Linked DNA regions of Homo sapiens: all the other regions are linked to region 3. A link is a loop called in an ENCODE intact Hi-C map of the cell type or tissue named here. Cell type or tissue: chondrocyte. All regions are shown on one strand.

Region 1 (2,500 bases), 61 kb after region 3:
ATGTAAAATTCAAATTTTACTGGGCTTAATACATATTTAGTTTGTTTGTTTGTTCATTTTGAAACAGTTTCACTCCATCGCCCAGGATGCAGTGCAGTGGAGTAATCTCGGCTCATTGCAAACTCCACCTCCTGGGTTCAAGCAATCCTCGTGCCTCACCCTCTGGAGCAGCTGAGGGTACAGGTGCGCGCCACCACACCTGGCTAATTTTGGTATTACTTGTAGAGATGGGGTTTCACCATGTTGGCCAGGCTGGTCTTGAACTCCTGCTCTTGTGATCTTGGCCTCAAGTGATCCTCCTGCCTCAGGCTCCCAAAGTACTGGGATTACAGGCACGAGCCACCATGCATGGCCAATGTATTTTTATTTGTTAGATGTGCACCCCTACAAATATCCTCACCAACATTTGGTATTATCACATTTTTAAGTGTTTGCTATTTGAGCATTGGACCCGTTATCTTCCTGAATCAACCTGCATTCCGCTGGTAACTACATTAACATGTCATATATATTAGTTTTCCGGGAGTGACTTTGCTCATTTTTCTACTGGTCACTGCCTTTTTCTTATTGACTGATACTAATATTTCCATTTTGTGTATTAGAAATATCTGTAAGCTTAATTTATATCTTTTATCCAGAAGAATTTTAAAATCTCAATGTGGTGAAGTCTATCAGTTTTTCCCTCTATGATAATAACAACAGTGCTCATCACAAAAAGTCAAAAACTGCTACCAAAGAGGTGACTTATACATTTATTTCAACAATATTTACCATATTGTAGGTGTTCAATAAACCTTTGCTACTGTTACTTCTATGATGATTATTTATTTGCAGAAGGTTATGTCCTATGTCTTGCCTGGTTTCCATAACAGAAATGTCCAAAAGGGTATAGTTAGTTCTCAGGCACTGAGGAAAGACTTTTATTTTATTTTATTTTATTTTATTTTATTTTATTTTATTTTATTTTATTTTATTTTTATTTATTTTATTTTATTTTATTTTATTTTATTTTATTTTATTTTATTTTATTTTATTTTATTTTATTTTATTGGGAGACAGAGTCTCACTCTTGTCACCCAGGCTGAAGTGCAATGGCATAATCTTGGCTCACTACAGCCTCAGCTTCCTGGTTCAAGCAATTCCTGTGCCTCAGCCTCCTGAGAAGCTGGGACTACAGGTGCGCCTGGCTTTTTTTTTTTTTTTTTTTTTTTTTTTAGTAGAGATGGAGTTTCACCCTGTTGCCCAGGCTGGTCTTGAACTCCTGACCTCAAGTGATCCACCCGCTTCGGCCTCCGCAAGTGCTGGGATTACAAGGATGAGCTGCCACGTCCAGCTAGAAAGACTGACTTTCTTAGGCTGCTGCCTCATCAAGTATTTGCTCCTCCTTCAAGAGGAACCCAGGAACTGAATGGTGCTGTTCACTTAGAAACAGTGAGACCCTTGCCTAAATTTCAAGTTACTCAGTCCACCTGTCCACCCTGGGAATGCTCTCCTCCTCCATAACATCCTAGAAATATTGGCTAAGAGGTAAAGAGGCTGCAGGAAGGGGAGGAAGGAAGCATTTTAAATGTAGCCTCTGCAATTTGGCCAAGTGCCGGGTGGCAGAGATGAAATAATAGCTCACGGCGCACACGATCAGATGCTTGCCGAGAGTTAAGGGGTGATTACTGACTGCTCTGCCAACTTATGAGTCCTCATTACAGTTTCCAGAGCTGAAAAACTCTGCTTAGCACCACAAAACAATGCCCTTTCTGGCCTGCCCCCTTTGAAGGTCATAAACCACTTTAATTAAGAACACTTTTAATAATGGAAGACTCAAGATGCCACGCAAGGGCACCACGAGCATCTCTGAAATTAGGATGAAAAATCTCCCTGTTTTGTACCTTCACCGAGATCATTTTCTGCTGGGTTTAATGCTTCGTTCTCAGCAGTGTCCAGCGGTGGTGGCGAAAGAAGAGACCCGGCACCACCTGCTCCACCGTTATTGTTCCCAACCCCCACCCGGCCTGAGTTAGACAGGAGGATGCTCACCTGAGGGCCTGTCCATCTCTCCAGAGGTGGGTGGGTGGGGGTCTGTCACAAGGCCAGGAAGCCCCTCCATCCATGAGACCACGGCCAGCCTGAATATGTGATGAAGCATTCTTCAAACTGAGATGTTCCACAAACACTGAGGCAAACACAAGGGAAGAGGTTCTCAACCTCAGCACCACTGACGTTTGGACTGCGTCATTCTCGATGGCAGGGGGCTGTCCTGTGCACTGTAGCATAGTGTGCAGTGCCCCATCCTCTACCCACTAGATGCTGATGGCACTCGCCACCCAGTGGTGACAAGCCAAGGTGTCTCCAGACATTTCCAAATGTCCCCTGGGGGTATGGGTACCACGGTTGGCAACAGAAACACAGGTGGCCCAGTTAAATTTGAATTTCAGATAAACAACAACTCATTTTTAGTGTAAGTATACAGCAATCCCACTACTGGGTATCTAGAAGTCATTATACA
Region 2 (2,500 bases), 630 kb before region 3:
TTTCTGATAGTTTGGATGCATGCTTACATTGCCTATTGTTGTGAAAATAACAACGGCTTCTAATTTAAGACAAGTCACTGAATATGAGTTTAGATGCTAAGACTAAGAGCATACTGGTGATTTTATGCAACCTACACTATTATTATTGAGATGGAGTCTCGCTCTGTTGCCCAGGTTGGAGTGCAGTAGGGTGATCTTGGCTCACTGCAAACTCTGCCTCCCGGGTTCAAACGATTCTCCTGCCTCAGCCTACCTAGTAGCTGGGATTACAGGTGCATGCTACCACGTCTGGCTATTTTTTTTATTTTTAGTACAGATGGGGTTTCCCCATGTTGGCCAGGCTGGTCTCAAACTCCTGACCTCAGGTGATCCACCTACCTTGGCCTCCGAAAGTGCTGGGATTACAGGCATGACCCAGCGTGCTCAGCCTTATATGATTTTTTAACCTTCACAAAGACTCAGATTTTGAGAATAAGTTCAAGCCTTAGGGACCCTTTTGCCCAGTGTTTCCATTTTACAGGTGAAAAAACTGAGTTTTAGAGTGTAGGGAATTGGCTTCCTACCACTCCGATGATTAAAAGCATAAGGGAGATTGAAATCCATCTGGTCTACGAGCTATGTATTTTATACTCTCCCTTACACAATATACTGTGCTTGAATTTGAATATTTAAACCAATGTTCTAAAGTTAATTGCTTTATTAAAGATAACGAGGGTGTTCTGGCTTTCAAAACTTGAGTAACTCTGATGTTGGTAAAAATTTCAAATCATGCTTGCCTTTCAGCAGAATTCTTCAGAGTCTGTGTTCACTTAATCCTCCAACCGCAAAAACAAAACAAAACAAAACAAAACTAACAAACAAACAAAAACCAAGATTCAAATCAGTTTACTTGAATACATGAAGAATAGTATAAAATGTTTGCAGTGATAGATTTTATTCACTTCCTTTTCCATTCACAAATTAGCTCAGCACCTGCAATATCACAAATGGCCAGCAGATGGGAGCAAATAACTTTGCAAAAAATACCGAAAGCACCAAGTCCTATGCAAGAGTATCCAATTCATCAGGTCCGTAAACTTTTTAAATTTCTCAATCTTTCTGTGCCTTCAAAATTTAAGTCTCAAATGACTGCATGTTTTAATTACTAAGCCCTAATTACTTACTAGGAATGTGATCATTTGAGGAGACATTTCATTAATATGTGTTTAAGAAGGTTCAGCGTGGCAGAGATGCTTCAGGGCAAAGAATATTCCGAAAAGTCTATGGTTTCAACCTAAATATGAAGATGACTCACGATGTAAGAGCTATTTCACCTGAAATCATACAAACAGCAAACAACGCATGTAAACTAAGTAAAATCTCAACACAAATCACTTCAACCAAGGGAGTAAAGTTTACCTTAGTTGGGTAGGTTGCAGGGCAGAGCTGCTGACTTTATAAACATTTGGAGGAATCTTCAGGGGGCCTAAGGGGATATTTTCTCTGACAGTAAATATCTTCTTAGGCAGGAAAAAGCTGTAAAGCCAGAACAACTACAAAACGATCCCCAACCAAACTATTATGCAAATAAAGACAGCAGGCTTTTCATCTTGACTTCTTTCTTTGAGTCCCCTACCTTTCTTTGGCATCCCTACCTCCTGTGAGTTATTTTGTTTTCTTCACCTTACTTTTTTTTTGGAGTGTGGTTATGAGAGGACAAGAGGCTTCCATATCTCAAAATCTAGCCATGCAGACAAGCAGAGCTGGCGTGGGGTAAAAGGCCGGGTAACTCGAGGGTTGCTGGCTCAGCACAATTAAACATAGTACCGAGAACGGCATCCCTGTTTCAGGTAGGAGTCTCCTGTCACCAGGTGAGCTCAAACCAAAGGTCTGTTTGCAAATAAGAGCTATGCATTGGCATCACAGCGGGAGTTTAATGAGAGCGCTTTTAATTAACTGTAAAAGTAATTACCCACATTAGATGTAAATCGCACTTGTTTTCACATGAGGTGAATAATTTTCGCTCAGCTTTTAAGAAGAATACTTCTCGAGATGTCAGCTGCAAACTCTCAGCAAGTTTGTGTGCTGAAAAATACAGCACCGAAGAGAAAGTACGAGCCTGGGAAGCCTGGGTTTGTCGCCTGCCTTCTGTCAGTCACCTGGCTTGGCGTCTCTTTTCATTTCTCTCAGACCCCAGCACCTAAAACATACCCTCTCCGTAGCTGCACCCTCAGACAGCATGCAAACTGTTTCAAGTATTTTCTTGTTCTAATTTGGTGGTCAGCCTCCTGGATAATCCCTGGTGCTTTCATTGACGGGTTCCTGTGAATAATTAACGCAGTCAAAAGAATGGAAAAAAGAGAAGAGGCTGGAAGAAGCCCTAACTGGGTCAGTGGTGTGTGTGTTCCCCAGGTGAGCTAAAGTGGGTAATCTCCAAAGAAGGAAACACGTTAGCGAGGAGGGAGCAAGTCCCAGAGCAACAAGGCCAGGCCTGAAAGGCTCAGGGCAGAACCTATTTTTT
Region 3 (2,500 bases):
TTTTAAAGCACGCAATATTTAATCATCATTTGAAAAAGTAAGTTTGCAAAATCCAGAAAGATATCTTTATCATTGGTCCCAGCGATTTTGCAATTTGGGTTGATTTTTACCATATGTTTCCTTAGGATTCTCTTTGATAATAATATATTTGTATGTAAGCAATTTTTTTTTCTTTATACTAGTCTCATCCTTCAGTGATAGCAAAATGAAACCATAAATCTGGGTTGGTAACATCATAATCATTTCCCCCAGAAACTGTTCACAATGGGAAAACCGCCGAATTTAAATGTAATTGTCTAGCCATGCAGGGAGATGAGATGGGTTGTAAAAGAGGTATTCTCAATTTAAAAGCAAATTATCAATAATGATAGAAGAAATAAATGGCAGTTAACGGGAAATTCTGTTGGAATATACTGTTTTGTGCAAATTCACCAACAGGAATTGTTTGTCTATTCTCCTTCATTTTTTATTCCAGAAAGGAACAAATGAATGCAATCATTCAAGGCAGTAACATCAGCTGTTGTTACATTAAAATGGGTAATTGCTGGGCCCTTTGATTATTTTTAATACATATATATATTTACCATTGGAAATAAAACATATTCATCTATCTGAAAATCAAGTTCAGCTTGAGTCTGCTCTGATTTATTTATTGTAGAGTAGAAATAGGCTTAGATAGATTAGTGATGAGTGTCAGGCATGACTCACTGGTACCTGTATTGCTACATGGCTTAAGAATATGAGTGTGAGAGGCATCCATTACAATTTAAAACAAAATTAGAGTAAAGATCAATATGGCATGCCATTATGCTATTCATTTGGAAAGTATTAGTTTCTTTCTCACAATGACCTTTCGCATTCCAAGTAGAGTTTTTCCTGTCATTTCTCCATGTTGAGCCACTGGAAGATAAATGAGAGGTGCTGAAGTTGACAGCTCCCAGGACAACCTAGGGCCAAGAATCGCCCTGCTATGGTTAGAAAGAACCTGGAGACTTTGGCTCCTCCTACTGGACATGAAAAATACTTTCCAATTTGTGATCTAAGCAAATGTCAAAAATGGTACCTTTCATAAAGCTGGTTTAAAAAGAACAAGGACTTTGTAGCCTTGTGCTTGGCTGAGAGCTCTCTAAAGTGTAAATTTCATCATCTTACTTTAAAACTTAGGATCTTCCTATAGCTCTTCATTATTCCCCAGGATAAGGTCTAAAGTTGTCCATGTGGTTTACCAGCTCCTGGCTCTTTTTAAGTTCACTCTGTGACCCAGGAGGGCTTTTCTCTTGTTGTATCCAATCTTTTGTATATGTTGTTCCTCCAACCAGGAATACCCTTACATACTCTCTTTTCCTGGATAGCTTCTGTTTAGTTTTTAGATCTCCATTTCAATATCACTTTCTCCCTGCCAATCCCTCAACTCCCTACCCAGCCCCCCATAGGCACAGATAAGGTGTTCTTGCGAACTCCTCTAACACCTCCATTTACCTTTACCCTGTCATTTGTCTCAGCTTACTGTAAATGTTGTTCTCTTCTATTAAACTAAAAGGTCTTTACATCAAAGATTTGTTCCCTGATGCACAGCACCAGCCACATAATAAGCTCAATAAATGATAGGTGAACCTTCCTTCTTTCCTGCAGTAGATTGCTGTCTAAATGGGCTAACCACTTTGGAATGAAATGAGAAGTCAACCTGCTCATCCATTTATGTAGTCCTTTGTTCTTTCAGTCATCAAACATGCATCCTTCTTGAGGCTAGTCCCCCATGTAAACCATTTAGTATATAAACTAGACTCAATTTCTGCACTCGAGAAGCGTACAGTCCAATAGCATATGCAGACACATAAATGAGTGATTGCAACTGTCTTGAAACATTTGGCCAATACGGAGCAGGAGCCTATAGCCAGATATGGCAGAAGGGCAGAAGGTCAGGCAAAGCATTCTAGAGAAGATCGTGTCTAAATAGAGAAGATAAATAGGAATTCCACAGAGAGTTGGGTGATGGATATTCCCGAAGGAGAATACAGCTTATGAAAGTGCCTGAAGCAAAACAGCATAGCTCCTTCTAGGAACAGCAAATCTGTTCAATATAAATAGAGTCCTGTTGAAGTTAAGGGGCTGGACAATGGTGAAAGAGCCAAGAGAGTAGAAGCTGGAACTAAAGATATGGGCTAGGGAAGGCCCAAGGCAGGCTCTGAAATGATTTGTAAGGCGTATTTGCTTTACCACAGGCAGTGGAGAGTGACTGGTTAGCTTTTCAAGATGCACCATTACCATAATGATTTCCACTGCCAGTGCTCTGGGCTTCACTCTGCCTTCACTGATGTTTCAATGACCATTTTCTCCATTATTATCTTATATTTGTTTAATAACTTTTCCAGAAGGTCAGTGTAAACATCCAGTGAATTCCAGGGATTTGTAGATTACTCCAGAGTACTCTAGGATTTTTAAGAGATTATCAGTGATATATTAAACAGAATAGGAAAAGGATGAAAAAAGCAAGCTAAAA

What was found. A loop is a pair of places that touch in the nucleus more often than their neighbours do. Peaks named below come from ENCODE experiments on the same cell type or tissue, not always from the same donor. Only the 100,000 strongest peaks of a DNase experiment are listed, where the experiment ranks them.
Region 1: a loop joins it to region 3, with 3 times the contacts of the local background. A loop is called at or near these places in 2 of 110 quality-filtered maps.
Region 2: it touches region 3 in a loop (6-fold over the local background); 6 of 110 quality-filtered maps call a loop at or near these places.

What each region holds. Positions count from the first base shown.
Region 1 is chr16:5,953,834-5,956,333 of GRCh38, reverse strand. It overlaps a transcript of RBFOX1 not described here. Among named protein-coding and RNA genes, the nearest start is that of RBFOX1, 64 kb to the left of the region's middle. In chondrocyte, no CTCF peak of the experiment used is centred here; no DNase peak of the experiment used is centred here.
Region 2 is chr16:6,641,773-6,644,272 of GRCh38, reverse strand. The region is part of intron 2 of RBFOX1 (RNA binding fox-1 homolog 1); the gene reads right to left. Among named protein-coding and RNA genes, the nearest start is that of RBFOX1, 620 kb to the right of the region's middle. In chondrocyte, CTCF peaks have their summits at 779 and 990 (motif pointing right); no DNase peak of the experiment used is centred here.
Region 3 is chr16:6,015,190-6,017,689 of GRCh38, reverse strand. It overlaps a transcript of RBFOX1 not described here. Among named protein-coding and RNA genes, the nearest start is that of RBFOX1, 2.6 kb to the left of the region's middle. In chondrocyte, a CTCF peak has its summit at 1,024 (motif pointing left); no DNase peak of the experiment used is centred here.